Linked DNA regions of Homo sapiens: regions 2 and 3 are each linked to region 1. A link is a loop called in an ENCODE intact Hi-C map of the cell type or tissue named here. Cell type or tissue: CD4-positive, alpha-beta T cell. All regions are shown on one strand. Links, peaks and the distances in the headings refer to the core of each region. The heading gives the core; the rest is flanking DNA. Region 1 overlaps PRKCH (protein kinase C eta). Region 2 overlaps PRKCH (protein kinase C eta). Region 3 overlaps PRKCH (protein kinase C eta).

Region 1 (5,838 bases), core at 613-5,612:
TGGGTTCAAGTGATTCTCCTGCCTCAGCCTCCCACATAGCTGGGACTACAGGCACATGTCACCACACCTGGCTGATTTTTGTAATTTTAGTAGAGATGGGGTTTCGCCATGTTGGCAAGGCTGGTCTCAAACTTCTGACCTCAGGAGATCTGTCCACCTCAGCCTCCCAAAGTGCTGGAATTACAGGCATGAGCCACCACACCCAGCGGACAATAGGGATTTCAAAGTAGAATAAAAACAGAACAGAAAATATGAACATGCTACAGGTAGTAAGGAAAAGCACTGTTTCATGCAACTTTTGTGTGTAGTTTTGTATACATATAAAAGGGTACAGTAGGTTTTAATGTAAAGATGTATTCCTTACTGTGTCACAGAGAAACAGTTTGAAAAATGTGGCTTTGGAGGTTATTTGTTCCTTCTATACACTGCTGATGGGCTGTTATCATTTATTCACGGTAGTTGCTTAGATACCCCCCAGTGACAACCAATTCACTACCTTAACAGCTGGCCTATTTCATTCCTGTACAATATAGACAGATCTTTCTCTATGAATACAAACGCAGCAAGACCAATAATTTCCACTCATTTACCTTAGTTTCGCCCTCTACAGCTCCAGTGGACACTGTCTCTAGCTAGTACATCCATCCCAGCTTCTGGGAATAACACTTGAGCTTTATTTGAGAACTACTCCTCCCTCACATGTAGTCCAAATGGCTCATCTGGGATTCTGCCCCTAACTCCAGAGTGGACATGTGAGCAGGCCTAGCAGATCAGAGCACTGACTGAACTCTGCACAGCTGGCCTGGGGCAGGCACATTCCTTCTCTCTGGCTATCAGTGTAATTACAACTCCCTACCCGGTATCAGCATCTACTGGTTCAGGTTTGAGCACAAAAATCCAAGTAGGTCCAACTAGGAATCCTGGATCTACAAGGAAGGGACAAGATCTCGCTTCTGCTAAACTTCAATCTGGAAGGACACAAACTTGGGAGTGTCCGGCACCTGTGTTGTCCCCCCACTGAGCTACAGAATGAAGCCAACAAAGAGGGGAGAGCTGAGGGACAGAAAGAGAACAGCTCTTCGTAACATCATTTAAACCCTTAGATCAAGCCTTGCTTGATTCTTTGGGATTTTTTTTTGTTATTTGAGCCTATAAATTCCTTTTGTCTTAGCCAGTTTGAGTAGGGGTTTCTATCACTTGCACTCAAAAAACATATTCAAATTGTCAGCCAAAGAGAATAGGTCAAATATTCGACAACAATTATCACATCCCTCTATGCCTTCTAACATCCGTGCTATCCCCTGCCGTCTGCCTCCCTGCCTCCCACCAGCACTGAAACAGCTCCAGCAACTTTTATGAAGTCCTACTGTCAGATACAAAGATGTGTCTGTCTTCATCTCAGTTGATCTCTCTGCCGCATCTGATCTTGACATCTTCCTCTTCATGAATCTCTCATTCCTTACTTCCAGGACACCACCCTTTCCTGGCCCTCCTCTCACTCCTGAGCCCTGTATTTACCCAGTAGGCCACGCCAGAAGCCCAGCTCCTCAGCAGGTACATTGAATCGCTCTCAGATCCCAACACGTCCACTCTCGAAGTCTCTCCTGGATCTACCCCTGCTCCACTCCTACTGCCGTGGTTCATCTGGCCTCCCTGAACGGGCTTCTAGCTGCCTTCTATTTCCAGACTACTGTCCTCCAGCTGCTGCCAGTGACATGTTTCAAAAATTAAAATCTGACCATGTGGCTTCCTAACTTAGAAACCGTCAGTGTTTCCTCTCCTGTCCATGATAAGGTCCAAATTCTTTAGCACAGCACATAGCCCTAGACACTAAACCCCTTCCTACCTTTCAGCCTAAGCTCTTCCCACCACTGCAGCTGCATACAACCAGTATCCCCATCTCTTAATTCTTGTACACTCTCCAGGGAGGTATGTTATTTCATTTATTCTGAGAGAGCAACCAAACGCATTATGGATCAAGCAGCATACTGGGGAATATAGTCAAAATTATGAAAATTACACATTACCCATCTGTAGCTTATTGCCTAGTGATTTGGGGTATGTGATCTTTCTGGCTGGAAACTCCTTTCTTCCTTTTTATACTTGTCCAACTCCTATTTGTCCATCAATTCAAGACCCACCTGTATAGGGGGACCTTTCCAGACCTCTTTCAGACAGGTGGGCAACTCCACACCTGTTATGAAGACTACTGCTGGAACCCACATCATGTTGTAGTCATTATGCCCTGTCCCCAAAGGAGACCCTACCTTGCATATAAGGGGACAGAAAATGGTTTGTGGAACAAATGAGTAAATAAAATAGACCTGGGTATCTCAAACTCTCAGCAACTTCATGTAGGACATGATTTTCTCCTCCTTCACCATTCTAGTCAGTTTCCTCCTGACATGCCCCAATTTCTTCACACCCCCATTAAAGGGTGAAGTCAGGCTGAGTGTGTGACCTGACTTTCACCAGCAAGAGCAAGATTATCATTAACGTTGATCTTGACAGTGACAGTGCCCTTTACCAATGCAGCGAGAATACATGGGCGCTCTGAGAAGCCCCAGTGACCCAGGCTGAGCTTGCAATGAACTAAAACCTCTGCATCTTTTCTAGCTGCCATAAGGCTTTGCTTCCCACATCCTGTGCTCGTGCAGTGGTTAGGCTCAAAACCTTCATAAAAACCTAAGTGCTTCATTTTTTTTTTCTGCAATATTTTGGCTTGTCCCAGGTCATAGCGTTCACTGGATCGCAAATCCAGTCAGTTCATTCACTCCCCTTCTCAGTTTTATGGCTCCCCAAATCAGGGCCTCAGGCTACCTATGTCATTGGCTAATGCACTGACAGAGTGTCTAATAGAACAGAGCTGAGGTCAGAGTCTAGGGCAGCCCCACATAGAAATGAACACACTTAGCATTCTTACTATAACAGTCATTCAAGGAGCAATAAACACACTAACCCCCTCCCCTACAGACCACTTCTCTTGGTAAAAAGAACAACTCCTGGGCCCTTGTTGAAACCCAGATAACAGTGGTCTTTAAAAAAATGTGATTCTTCTATACAAATAGACAAATGAACAAAAGTATAAAAACTCAGTGTCAACAAATGGTGCTAGAACAACGGGACATCCATACCCAAAATAATGAATTTCAACCCATACATTGTAACTTACACCTAAATTTACTCAAAACAGCTCAGAGAAGAAAACATAAACACAACTTCAGCCTTTAGGGTTCTCTATGTTGTTTCTACTACTCTGTTCTACACTTTTGAGTCCCCGAAGTGGACTGAAAATATCCTATGCCTGGTTTGCAGCAGCCACTCGGGAAAGCATTTCTTGACTGAATGATTCCCAACGTGCACCCTCAGAGCCATCTAACCCTTGAGTTCTCATGCCAAGTAACCCCTTCCTCAAAGAGCCATCAGTGTTGAACTCACATGAATCAGCGCTGCCTCAAATACTATACCTCCCCATCTGAACTTATCCCCTATCTCCCACATTGTGGCTGAGTAATAGCAATGCTAGAGAAGACCTGGGTCCTGGTGCTCTGTCCTGACCAATCTGCGACATCAGGAAGGCCATTCAATCTTCTTTGCCAAAGAATCACAGAAAGGGATTAAATATAAGATTCCCAGACCCCACAGGTGATCTACTGATTTTAAATTTTCTGGGGCAAGGGAACGGGGTCTAGGCATCTGCTGTTTTTAAAAGTTCTGTAGGTAACTCTGATATAGCCAGACCACGGACCACCATCTGGGAAGCCTGAGCCAGATTCTCTCTAAGGGGCCAATTCCAGCTTTAAAGGGCTCCAATCCCATGTTTCCTCCTAAAGCTTCCAGTGGTCATCACTGAATCACTAGAACCACTGTTCTTCTGCGTTCCCAGGCTTAAAATCCTGGAGCCACTCCGACTTGAGGCACCGTGACCATCTGTTTTTCCCTTCGTTCCCTCCATCATTCTAGGATCCCTGTCACTGCAGGCCTCCTCCCTCATCCTTTCTCCTGCAGTCATGGAACACCCCACCAAAAACAAAGCAGCCTTTTCTAAAGTGCTGATCTCATCAACTTCCCCCTCTAAAGCCTCCGCTGGTCTCCGAGAGTCTTCAGAATAAAACACCCTGCTCCACCTGGCTTTCAGGACCACTTGGGCTCCCCTTTTGCTGCCTTCCCACTAATCTATCCAAACTTTGTTTTCAAAATTCCCTTCCTTCCATTGTCACTTTAGAAAGTTAAAATACAAAAAGAAGAAAAAAATCACTTTTTAAAACCTGCTGTCCTAGTCAGGCCCCTCTCCTGGCTCTATCACTCAGCCACACATTTGCTCATGCCGTGTTCTCTGCTTGGAAAACCTGTCTCTCTTCACCGCACCTATCTATTCATTCATTTGAACCTTTATTGAATGACTCCCAGGGTCGGGACAACTGCAAGGTACTCAAGACTCCCCAGAGGAGCTCCTAGGGCTACAGGTTGGATGGGTTACCGAGCACAGAAGATGACACAGCTTCATGAGCAGCAGAAGGAAGAAACTGGTGCCAGGATTTGATATTCACATTGATCCCTCCGGTCTCAAAATTCACATCTCAACTATTATTAACACTTATCTATACCTTGAACAATTACTTACATTTTCATACACATATCTCATCACTTGCAATAAGTCTGTAACCTCCATTCCAGCAGGATCTGACATTATGTTCCCAAGGAGCCTCGCAGAGTTCCTTGAACCAAGTAAACACTCAATACATATCTGCTGAGTTGATCTAAGAGCTAAATAAGGTCATCTGACCACCTCAATTTCCTCACCTATAAAAATAGGAAAGGTAATATTTACTATAGAATAGTCCTACAAGATAGCACTTTGTAAAAAATAAAAGCACTCCAAGATGGCTCCAAGGAATACCGGTGACATATGGATGACAAGGGCTCACTGCTTAGAAATTATACTCTGTTAGCTTGATGTACCCACCGGATCCCCAGCACAGCCACTCCTACACCCTCAGCCAAAGTTTGCTTTTCCTTGGCATCACTTTGCAGGAGTTAGGCAAGTACTTATATCACTGGTTAAGTCTCCTTGTCCATGAAACAAGAGTTGTCTAAAAATATTCTAGCTGTAATGTTCCATGATTCTAAACAGGCTTGGATAAAAGCCTACACAAAGGACTCAAGAGAAACACTCATTTAATTAACTGGTAATAATTTACAACCATTTCCCTTCACAAAAGCCATTAGAATTGATCACAGACAGGAAACTTCTAGCTACATAACATTCATTTCAGCCTGGAATAAGCAAAGGGATCTAGCATATTAAAAGAAAAAAGCAATTTTGGGGGCAAAGGTAGAAGGTTCATCTAGACTCTATGGGCTTTGAGCAAACCTCTGTAATAGAGAAGTTGACAAAATTCAAATTCTTGGCTGGATGGCTCTTTTCTATAGCTTTCCTAAGTCTTACTCTAGCGATAAATAACAAAAACATGATAAAGCATTTCATGATTCTCTTCCACCTGAAACTGTCTGGCTTAAAAATGAGCATTCAAATTCCTAAAGAAAAAAAATTCCAACAGGTTTGTATGAATAACCTAACAGGAAAAATGAGATTGTATTGGTTTTTCTTGTTTTTTTTTGTTTGTTTTTGTTTTTTTGTTTTGAGACAGAGTCTGGCTCTGTCACCCAGGCTAGAGTGCAGTGGCACAATCACAGCTCACTGAAACCTCCATCTCCTGGGCTCAAGCCAACCTCTCAACTAAGCCTCCAGTGTAGCTGGGATTATGGGTGTACACCACCACGCCCAGCTAATTTTTGTATTTTTTGTAGAGATAGGTCTCATTATGTTGCCCAGGC
Region 2 (5,838 bases), core at 377-5,376, 55 kb before region 1:
TGTGTCACCGCACCCAGTCATGTGGCTTTTTAAGGTTAGACCTATGCAAACCCCTGAGATGCCCACTGCCTGGTTATAACTGGCTATCATGGGCCAATCTCTTGTAGCACAGACCAAGGGTTTCCCAGGGTTCTGATAGGGCAGTATGTGACATCAGCATGGTCTCCTAGCTCCAGTCTGGCTGTCTGTGACCTCGCGTCTATCTATGAGCTATAAGCATTTCTCATTATTTTCCTTTAATTCTGGTATCCTCGCAAACTAAATGAGGGAATCGCCCACAGCACAGACTATGAGAGCTCTGTCCAAAACCCATTGGTACAGGATCACCTCTGTTAACCTGGAATAGGTAGAAATTAACCTGGAATAGGTGCAAAATTCCTTTTCTAACCTCACGCTTTTAAAACAGTGGCTTCTAATCTGAGGACTCTGAAAACTACATCATTATGTCTTCCAAATAATTATACTAGAATTTTTCTAGTGTATGCAGAGACTTGTGATTAATAAAATATAGCTTATTTCCTCAATAATGCTTTAATCATTGAAACAAAGGAAATTTAAGAAACCATGAAATAATAATTTGCTAAAAAATTTTAAACCCTGGAAGAGACAGAAGATTTCAAAGATAATCTCAGATACCTGTTACAAAGGAAATTATAGAACAATAAGAAAACACAGAAAAATATTATACTCCTAGGATAAGATAAGGATAATAAAACTTGGCCGGGTACAGTAGCTCATGTCTGTAATACCAACACTTTGGGAGGCTGAGGCAGGAGGACTGCTTGAGTCCAGGAGTTCAAGACCACCTGGACAATATACTGAGGCCCCATCTCTTAAAAAAATTTTTTTAAAGGGATAATAAACTCTAAAGGCATCCAAAGTTCACAGATTTGCAATTTAAGAAATTTAAAGTTCTATTTGGCAAAAAAAAAAAAAAAAATACAAAGCAGAAAATTGAAAGAAAGAAACTGAGGGAGAAGAGGACTTGTAACACATGACAAAGGGTTACTATTTATAATACACAGAAATCAATTTTTAAAAGTATGAACAATCCAGTAAAAATGGGGCAGAGGATGTGAAGAGGCAATTCCTAAAACTGTAAGTGCAAACAGCCAATAACCATGCCAAGATGTCCAATGCTACCCAAGACGGACGCATAAGAACCAGAAGCTAAATCACATTTTTACCTCTTAAGCTGGCAAATACTTAAAAGGATTGCTAAAGTGTCCTTTTTAACAAGGGTGAGGTGAAACAGGCATCCCCATCCTGTCAGTAGGAGTATAAACCGGGCTCCAGTCCTGACCCTACCACACCGGCTCTCTTTTTCTTGCTAAGCCTCAGGGTTCCCATCTAGAAATCAGGTGGCCCCTTCTTCCTAGGGTTTTCCCAAGGACTGAATCAGGTAACACATTCAAAGAGCTTAGCACAAAGCTAGGCACATCGCAGCATTCAAAAAAATGTAGTTATTTAGGGCAAGTGCAGTGGCTCACATCTTTAATTCTAGAAATTTGGGAGGCTGAGGTGGGAGATCACTTGAGCCTAGGAATTGGAGACCAGTCTGGCAACATAATGAAACTCCTTCTCTACCAAAAAAAATTTTAAAAAAAGCCAAGTGTGCACCTGTGGTCTCAGCTACTAGGGAGGATCACTTGAGCCCAGGAGGTTGAGGCTATAATGAGCCATGATTGCACCTCTGCACTTCAGCTGGGCAACAGAGCAAGACTTTCTCTCCAAAAAAAAAAGAAAAAAAATGTAGTTATTTCAATAATAATTTTTTATTTTTTATTTTTATTTTTGGATAGAGTTTAACTCTGTCACCAGGCTGGAGTGCAGTGGCGTGTTCTCAGCTCATTGCAACCTCCACCTCCCAGGTTCAAGCTATTCTCCTGCCTCAGCCTCCCAAGCAGCTGGGACTACAGGTGCACACCACCAAGCCCAGCTAATTTTCGTATTTTTAGTAGAGACAGGGTTTCACCATGTTGGCCAGGATGGTCTTGATCTCTTGACCTTGTGATCCACCCGCCTCAGCCTCCCAAAGTGCTGGGATTACAGGCGTGAGCCACCATGCCTGGCTTTCAATAATAATTTTTGTGGAGACCAATGTGACAATACCTGTCAAAGAAATTAGAGTCTACACAATAGATCTCAAAGAGTGAAATGCAGAAAGAGTCCAAATGAATTTGGCCAAGACACCAACATCTTCAGAGATTCCAGCACAGTTAAAATTATACCTGCCTCAGTTTTTGTTTGGAGGTAGGTGTAATCTTTGGCAAACAGCCTAGTTACTTTCCTTCTTAAGTTTCCCATATGTCTCAAGAAGATAAAAATGCCCCTGTTGTCCACCCTGTGGGAACAGTGTCATAACCAATAATCCTGACAGGTTCTAAGGACTGCGGAAGAACAAAAGTTACTACACTACACTGCCCTCTTCCACTCATGATACTTCTAGAAGTCATTTAGAAACCACGAAGTGAACAGATTTTAACATTCCTTTGCTTGCAGATGACAAAATTAGGCTAATGGTATCACTCTCTATCCAGCCTCTGTTATCACCAGCCTGAGACCCAGCTCAATACCGGCCAAAGCAAAACTTGTCTTGAATTATTAATAGTAAACACTTATCATGTATAGATGCAAATTAAGTTCTCCCTGGGGATCTAATTACCAAGAATTAACTTTTTAATCCCTTAATACTACAAAGATTGGTTAAAAGACCAGCCCACTTGCATGTTTAATATTTCATCAACTGAATCCTATTTTTTTTCTTAACAGCTATTGCCACTGCAATTTTCCAGTTGATTCCTTATAACCAGAGGAGGATTTAGGAAAAAACTGCATGCCAATCATTTCTTGCCACCTTCACTCCTGCCTTTTCACCTTCCTAAACGGCCCTTCCCTCTTTCCTTCCAACCATTAAGAGTTAAATTAGCCTTAACCTACCTGCCTCAGAGCCTGAGCAAACTCCCCCAAATCCTAAAGCCGGGTGACATGCTAACCCACTGTTGCCACAGCAGCCTGGGAGTGCACCGGTGACATGCTAACCCACTGTTCCCACAGCAGGCCGGGAGTGCACCTCAATGTCTTCTCTCACGACCTGGGGCCGTGTCTCTTTCACTTCTGCCCCAGGCACTTCCCATGCACTTTCATACAGGGACATGGACAAACTTCACTCTGCCCTTTTACATTATTTTGCACGTGTGCTTCGTTTAGAAAACAAACATACACACTCATGCACCTACACACACACCTGGGACTTTGCAAGACATTTGGTCACATAAAGAAAATGGGCCCCCATGGCTTCCAATGACTTTCACTGTCACCATGTTCTAGACTGCTGCCATGAGCAAAAGGAAACAGCTCTCCCACACGCTCTTCACTTGCCTACAGACTCCAACCCCACTTCACCATCGGAATGCAGAGGGAACTTCCTCATTGTTTGCACCGCCTCCTGTTTACTTAGGACTGAGTTAAAAGGACTAAAAAAAAACCCTATTGAATACTATGGTGCTTAAATCAACCAGGGCTTTGAGAAATCTCTCAGATCATGTTTTAGTTAGACACGTCAGGCAACCCTAACATGCTCTGCAGCCAAAACTTGCATCACAACTTCTGTTTGGCTCCTTAGGTGCCCAATGGCTCTAAATAAATAGGAAGCTGGCTCTGTGTCCCAGCACGGAAATTCACATTCCAATCTCCAGAGGGGTGCTGGCCTGGAGCCCTGGTCTGCCTCACCAGAAGTGGGTTTTGAAAAGCCACCCCATCCACAGGGTGCAGAGTAATTATGTCAAATATAATGAAGATTAACTATTCTAAAATCCCATCTCTTCTGAACTAAAATTATATTTCATAAAACTGGACTGTCACCCCATGCTTGTTTTGAGAACTTTAGAAAGCACATGTGACTAGGAGTCACCAAACAACCCCAGGGTAAGTTTTCATTTGCAAAAAGTTGCACTGGACTGAAACTTGTGTTGGTCATGTGAGGCTTCTGTGGATGAGGAGTATGTCTCTGAGAACTCCTATTCTCGGTTGCTGTGATTCTGTAAACTGTTGTAACTTTAACTCAAAAACAGTAAATACATCATCCTCTTTGGTCTTTTGTTCTATCTGCTCGAATTTATGGTTTTATATCCCAGCAGCAGAAATATATATTTGAAAGTACTTCTAAAATATTCCAACCTGGGGCAAAAGCGTGGATCACAGCTCCTCATTTTTAAAATGATTGTAAGCAAATTAAATCAGAGAAAATTTCTGGCATGGCACTTTTTAGTTTCCAGAATTACTGGCGTAAAATGCACAGCGAATATAACTTTGATTCAGTGTAACATACGATTGAACTCAAGTTTAATTTGCCTAATATCAAAAGCACTGTGGTTTACTGTGGCTTATCTTTAAGGGGGCTACACTGAGAAAACAGAACAGCCTTCTATATGACGACAGACAAGAGAGTTTGGTGGTTGAGGCTGTGGAATCTGGAGCCTGGGGTGTGCAGACGGCTTCTTCCCTTATAAGCTCGGTGGCCCTGGGCAAGTTGTTTAACATCCAATGCTTCAGTTTCCTCATCTATAGAACATAAAGGATATGTTCCTCATAGGGCCATTTGAGGACTTGATAAGTTAATAAGCACAGCATAATTAGAGAAGTACCCGACAGGTAGTAACTTACCTAGTGTAACTGTGAAAACCCTTACTTCACACTACCCTAGAGTTCTAGGAATAGAAAGGATTTTTTTTTTTAAGAGACAGGGTCTTGCTGTGTTGCTAGGCTGGTCTCAAACTCACGGGCTCAAGTGATCCTCCTGCCTCGGCCTCCCAAACTGCTGGGATTACAGGTGTGAGCCATTGCACCTGGTCGATAGAAAGGATTTTTTAATTCAACTGTCTATTGTCTAGAAGAAGAATGAATACCTAGGAAATTGGGGCCTAGAGAAGTTAATGTACCCCGAGACACATTTAGCTAGCTTGTGCTAGAACTGACACTAAAATCTTCCACACACCCTGCACTGTGCCCTTTATTAACACCAGGTCTCCTGGTATCCCTAGAAAGTAATAAATTTTCTAGTGAGGAAACAGAAACTAACAGGAAGGTTAAGTGAGGTCAAGCAGCCAATGACAGAAGTGAGGACACCAGACTCCGTTGACTATTGTTGAACTACTGGATATACTATCAAATGTCTTTTTTCTTCTTCCTGAGATAATTTGTTTTATCATTTGTACACGTGGGAGAAAACAACTGTGAGAAAAACAAACAGAAAAACCTTAGAGTTAACCAAAAGCTACTAGTCAAGAAAGAACCAGAAAATATTATTGGTTTATATCTGCAAAATATATCCCGGGAAGGTAATGAGGTAAGGTAGCAACAGAATTTTGCTTAACATCATCAAAAACACTGAATAAGAACTACTTGCATAAAGAATGATGCATAAAAATGTAAACACAGATGATGATGATCTCTGAGACAGTAACGACACAAACAGAGATTAGGACGCGTGATAAACAAATGCCTAACTTAACTAAACGGCTATTTACAACTGGAAATACAACGGTATTTTACAATCCTGGTTTTATATACTTGAAAATGTAAACATTTAAATGGGTATTTACAACAAGCACACCCCACCAGTGGGTGACAGTGACACGGGCACTGAGCGAATAAATCACAGGAGTTGCAGATATAGTCCTGTAACTAATTAAGGAAGACTTCCATGTTAGTAGTCTTTGGAAAAGAGGAAGGAGAACTTGGTGAATTAGAGCAGGGAGAAGGTACCAGGAATTTTGTGCCAGCACCTGTGACAAAGACTGCAACAAAAGGTTTTGGTATTTAAAAATGGCAGCAAGG
Region 3 (5,838 bases), core at 352-5,351, 68 kb before region 1:
TTACATAATAGGTTTCAAATACATTTTTTCACCATGATTTGATGAAACCCATTCATCTAAATCACATGTAACAGTCATTGCTGATTTAGTATGATCTAATATAAGGATTAAAACATTTATCGTAGTGGCAATTCAATAAATTGTCAATAGGCCAGGCGCGGTGGCTCAAGCCTGTAATCCCAGCACGTTGGGAGGCCGAGACGGGAGGATGACAAGGTCAGGAGATCGAGACCATCCTGGGTAACACGTTGAAACCCCCCATCTCTACTAAAAAAAAAAAAAATACAAAAAATTAGCTGGGCGTGGTGGCGGGTGCCTATAGTCCCAGCTACTCGGAAGGCTGAGGCAGGAGAATGGCGTGAACCAGGGAGGCGGAGCTTGCAGTGAGCTGAGATTGTGCCACTGCACTCCAGCCTGGGCGACAGAGCCAGACTCCGTCTCAAAAAAAAAAAAAAATTGTCAATGAAAGTCCCTGATCTACTAGGCAGGAGTCCTTCAGTAAAAAGGAAATGAGGTGGTTGGTGCTGACATTTTCAGGATTATCAAGAATCTCACAGTAATTGCACTTCCCTTCCTCAGCACCCAGAGATTAATTAGTTGAGTCGATAATTTTCCTGAACTGGACACCAAGCTACACCGTTCAGATCTTACATGGCTATTTCCCATCTCTAGACGCTGACCAGGAAGGCAACAGTAAGACATGGGCTTGGGAAGCAGCCAAGGCTCAACTGGATGACAGCAGGTGGAGGTCATTCAGGGAGAGTGCTGACAAAAACATGTGCACTGCAACTGACACAACTCCACTCACTCCTGAGAGTCCAGAGGGAGAGACTCCTGTCTCCTGCTGAATGTGAATGATAAATTCACAATCCATAAACCAAAACTTCAGAACTGCTGGACTCCAGGGCTGTGCAGAGCCTCTGAGATCTTCAAGTTGAACCGCTTTAGAGGTGAGGACGCTGACGCCCATAGTTACTGGTCACCTGTCCTGCCTGGTCCCCAGACAAAAGCATAACCCAGGATCCTGGGTTTTAGGCTTTCACCAGACCACAGTGACAGGAAGCTGATTTTAAAACAGAAAAGAAAGGCTGGGCGTGGCAGCTCATGCCTGTAATTCCAGCACTTTGGGAAGCCAAGGTGGGCAGATCACTTGAGATCAGAAGTTTGAGACCAGCCTGGCCAACATGGAGAAACTCCGTCTTACTAAAAATACAAAAATCAGCCAGGCGCGGTAGTGGGCACCTGTAATTCCAGCTGCTCGGGAGGCTGAGGCAGGAGAATTGCTTGAACCTGGGAGGTGGAGGTTGCAGTGAGCGAATATCACTGCACTCCAGGCTGGGTGACAAAGCGAGACTCTGTCTCAAAAAACAAATAGAAAAAAGAAAAAAGAAAAAAAAAAGGAAAGAAAGGAAAAAAGTCCTTCTTTTGCTTTCTGTTTATTACTTGTTGCTCATGCTCATTATTTCTTGTCATATAACTGTATATACAATCTTATCCGTGAAACAAATTGCTATTAAAAATGCTATTTCAGCCAGACACAGTGGCTCACACCTGTGCAATCCCAACACTTTGGGAGGCCAAAGCGAGAGGATCGCTTGAGCCCAGGAGTTTGAGACCAGCCTGCGCAACAAAGTGAGACTCCATCTCTACAAAAAAAAAAATAAAAAATTACCCTGACATAGTGGTGCACACCTGCAGTCCCACCTACTTGGGAGACTGAGGTAGGAGGATCACTTGAGCCTAGGCAGTCGAGTCTGCAGAGAACCATAATTGTGCCACTGCACTCCAGCCTGGGTGACAGAGGAAGACCCCATCTCAAAAAGGAATGAAGACAGGGAAGGGGAAGGGGAAGGGGAAGGGAGGAAGGAAGGAAAAAGGAAAGGAGAGGAAAGGAGAGGAGAGAGAGAGAAAAAAAAGGGAGAAAGAGAGAAAGAAAGAAAGGAAGAAAGAAAGAAAGAGAAAGAAAGAAAAGAAAAAAGAAAGAAAGAAAGAGAAAGAAAGAAAGAAAGGCAATAAGTCTGTTTATTGTATTTGCTAAGATTAGGAACTTTGATGAGGCCACATGCTCTCATTTGGGCTCATCACATCTGAGCAACTTCTAAATTACGAGACATGGAAAAAAAGCAAAGTCTCACCGAGGTTGGAGAAATATTTCCGGGTTGGAGACCCATCCCTGCCAGGGTCTTGGCAAGTTCCACCGCATTTACCCCACAGTTAGGGGCCACGTTCGCTTGACATCGAATATGCACATTCATTTTACATACTAGAGGGAAAAGGAAAACAGAATCCATGTTCAGAAAGGAACCAATTCAACATGTGCTGCAACAGAGAACTTTAATAGCCTAAAAGATTATAACAGAGGAATTATACCGGCTGAACAGTATCATTTTCTCATAAAATTAAGCTCACACTAGTAATAGTTCCTGACATTTTATCTATTTCTGTTTTCTGCAGAAGCAGAAAGGCAAGCATACTAAAGAATAATATATTTCAAATACATTTTTTCCACCATGATTTGATGAAACCCATTCATCTAAATCACATGTAACAGGCATTGCTGCCTTAGTATGATCTAAGATTAAAACCTTTATCGTAGCGGCAATTCACAGGCAATTAAATAACAAAGAATCATGTCAACTGTATTTTTTTCTGTCTCTCAACAGTGAAATAAAAGGTAGCAGTTTAAATGCCACATGTAGATCACTGTTCAAACAGGATGGAAATGGTGTTTCTACAAGAAAAACCTCTATCTGCAGCTTTCTTTCTGAGTATTGTTGTGGTTGGGCAGGCCTCACAGCACAGAGATGGGCATCCTGTGAGCCTGTGGTTCTCAGCATTTGCAGCCTGTGGTTCTAACTGCTTCATAGTGGGGAAAGGCAACTTTTAAAACTTTCTGAAGGTCAGAGTACAAATGGCAGTTGAAGAGGCGAGCAAAGAAAGCTAAGCTCCTGAGGCACCGGAAGCTGCCTGGGGACAATGAAGGATCTGAGGCGTTATCAGCTGGAATAAATTCTGAGACAGTTTTTTGACATGGGCCCTGCTGATGGGAGGTGAAACTGAAGCGACAAGCAACACATTCCTGTTTTATGGAGTCAGTCCATCTTGGAAGCACACACAGATCCAGGTTTTGTGGGGCCTGAATTTACATAATTTAGGAGGCCTTCTTTAAGAAAAAGAACACCAAATCAAGTAGAGGGCTTTGGAAGGTGCCCTTGAGAGAGAGGAGCCCTGAGACTTAAGCTTCATGGGAAACCCACCCCTCTCAGGAAGACAGGTGTAAGACACACGAGCCTACAGAAGCCTTTCAAAACCACCAAGTGACCATAAAGGCAAAAATCACAAGAGCCGGATTGCTGCAGGTGTGCTACCCTCAGGCCACTAGGGAAGAGGACAATGCAGATGAGCCCCATGCATGGCTCTGCGCATCAGCAACAATGCAAGGCAGAAAGGGATTTCCCACTGGGAACCCATACCCAGGTGAGACCGTCACGCTAAGATCAAGCTGCACCTGGACCAACGCCCTACAAGTTATCCATGAGCTGGCTACTGTTTTGGTTTTATGAGAAAAAAATTATTAGTGTTCTACAGAGATAGAAGAATGTGCCCTTCTTAAAGACAAGTGACTGGCCCCTTTTTGTTGACAGAAGCAGGCTCTGTAAGTCCAAGCAGTCAATGGAAGTTGTCTGGCTATACTCATGCCAATTCTACCTCACCATTGTTCTCCTCAACTGGCGACTTGGGGTGTGTCTGATAAGAAAGGCTTCAGGTGCACCCCACGGCAGTCAGATCATTACATTTCCATACAAGATGGCACAAGGCCAACAGCTCCCTAACTCCTAACAGGACAGGGATCAGCTCTCACCCACTCAGAGCCTTTGCTAGGGCCAAAGCTCCAAACTCTCACTCCACTGGGCACAGCTGGTGAGATGCAAGCTTACAATCAAGGCTTTATCTTCCTTCATTCTACCCCTGTCTCCAATCTCTTTCACAAGACCCAGGGCAGCTCTTTTTATGCTGTGACAACTCCATTCCTGCTGATTTCTGGTGAGATCATCAGATCTATTCTGCCATTTCTTACTCTTAACCCAACCTTCTCATTTGGCCATCTCACCTCCTCACCTCCTCCTAACTTCCATTTCTTTGAAATTTTTATTTATTTTTTTCTTTTTAGTGTCTCACCTGACTCAACCATCTTCCATTTCTGACTAAGATCCCATCTTTTTCTCTTCCAAACACCTATTAAAATACAGTGTCTAGGCTGTATTTGTCAGCTAGCGAGCTAGATCACTGAATATACCATTTGACTTAATGTCCTATGATTAGAAAATGTTGGCATCAGATGAAGTTCTCTTTACATGCCTGACAAGAAACATGTAAGTTTAAAATGACTAAGATGTTGATTTACAACATATCTAAAACCATCAGTTCTAGGACAGATTCTGAGTCCACAGAATTCTGAAAGCTTAGGGCATAGTGTTCCCATGAAGAGGTGGGTACCCAGCACCTCAGCATCTCACTTTTACACTGAAGTCCTTGTCGCATTATTCCCCAGAGCAGTGAGCCACAGTGATCGCAGAATGTTGGCACTTTGTAGTTGTGGATGCTGAACTTGTGTGGGATGTTGATCCCGAACCTCTGTTCTGCAATCTGTAAAAAAGGAAATAAAGGGACAAGAGCTAAAATGTCATACCAATGTCCTTTGTAAAAACTGTAATAGGAGCCCATCAAATGCAAAGTGTCACTATGACACCTGAGCTAGGTATATTATTTTACTGTACTCAGCCCTGATTAATTACTCAGGTCTTACGAACCAGACTAAACACATTTTCTAATGAACAGGACAAGACAGAAATGTGGGAAACACATTAGATCATTTGCCATTTTGAGAAATAAAAATTAAGATTTTCACTTCATCTTTCATATTCAGGCCATATTTCTCTCCTTGCCAATCCCCTAACACCCCCATCTATTTCCCAGAACCTTTTAACTTCAGGATTAAATGGGTCTTTTATACACTATATATACTTGCTATCACTGTAAGTTCTTCCAGACATTGTGTCACGGGAAGAAAAATAAAAAGAAGAGACTCAGAGGCCATGGAACCACAGAAGGAATTTATTCCAAAGTGACATTAAAGTAACTACTTATTCAGCTCTTCCAGCCTTTCTTTGCCTGGCATTTGCAATCTGACAATCTGAGTTAAATCTCAGTTTCCAGCAAATAATTCCACTAGGCATGTACTCTGCAGTCCATACCACAATTTGATGCTATAACAACAGATCCATGCATGACAAGGAGTAGGGCAATCATTACTCCTCTTGAAACTTTTATGGCCTCTTTCTTGGAAAAGCTGTGGTTTATACCTCTAGGTATACTCTTTAGCAATCCTATATGTGTACTATAAAGAACCATTGTGTTCCAGAGTCATTCTTCCAATGCCTCTGCAAATCTACTGCTAAATGTCAGCAACACTCCATCTGCTTTTACCTCTAGAATTTAAAATGTATGCCTATTGCAGATGAATGCAATATGAGTGGCAAGAATGATGTTGAAGCTTATACACATACACACACACACACACACACACAGAGAGAGAGAGAGAGAGAGAGAGAGAGAGAGAGAGAGAGAGAGACATCTTCCCTGAAATTTCTTAAGAGGCTGGAGAAAGCCAGCAATCTTTTTACTTAGGAAACATAATTTACAGTTATTAACATATGTATCACATCAATTCTATGTTGTTTAACTTACAAAAACTGTGTGAGGGAAACATTGATCCTGTTTTAAGACTGAGGAAAAGAGAGATTGTAGGCCTTGCCGCAGCTCATAGAGAAGATGGCT

What was found. Hi-C counts contacts between places; a loop is a spot of excess contacts. Peaks named below come from ENCODE experiments on the same cell type or tissue, not always from the same donor. Only the 100,000 strongest peaks of a DNase experiment are listed, where the experiment ranks them.
Region 2: a loop joins it to region 1, with 2.0 times the contacts of the local background. A loop is called at or near these places in 13 of 110 quality-filtered maps.
Region 3: it touches region 1 in a loop (2.5-fold over the local background); 8 of 110 quality-filtered maps call a loop at or near these places.

What each region holds. Positions count from the first base shown.
Region 1 is chr14:61,382,236-61,388,073 of GRCh38, reverse strand. All of the region lies in intron 1 of PRKCH (protein kinase C eta), which reads right to left. Among named protein-coding and RNA genes, the nearest start is that of PRKCH-AS1, 62 kb to the right of the region's middle. RefSeq lists an enhancer at 70-169. In CD4-positive, alpha-beta T cell, for the core only: no CTCF peak of the experiment used is centred there; a DNase peak (open chromatin) is centred at 2,613; H3K4me3 peaks cover 1,103 bases; H3K27ac peaks cover 3,978 bases.
Region 2 is chr14:61,436,830-61,442,667 of GRCh38, reverse strand. All of the region lies in intron 2 of PRKCH (protein kinase C eta), which reads right to left. Among named protein-coding and RNA genes, the nearest start is that of PRKCH-AS2, 110 kb to the left of the region's middle. RefSeq lists an enhancer at 3,026-3,395. In CD4-positive, alpha-beta T cell, for the core only: no CTCF peak of the experiment used is centred there; DNase peaks (open chromatin) are centred at 3,047 and 3,427; H3K4me3 peaks cover 1,180 bases; H3K27ac peaks cover 3,567 bases.
Region 3 is chr14:61,449,651-61,455,488 of GRCh38, reverse strand. PRKCH (protein kinase C eta) reads right to left here. Exons shown (of 14, transcript NM_006255.5): 6 at 4,518-4,647; 7 at 2,136-2,263. Among named protein-coding and RNA genes, the nearest start is that of PRKCH-AS2, 93 kb to the left of the region's middle. RefSeq lists an enhancer at 556-725. In CD4-positive, alpha-beta T cell, for the core only: no CTCF peak of the experiment used is centred there; DNase peaks (open chromatin) are centred at 2,808 and 3,424; H3K4me3 peaks cover 300 bases; H3K27ac peaks cover 4,714 bases.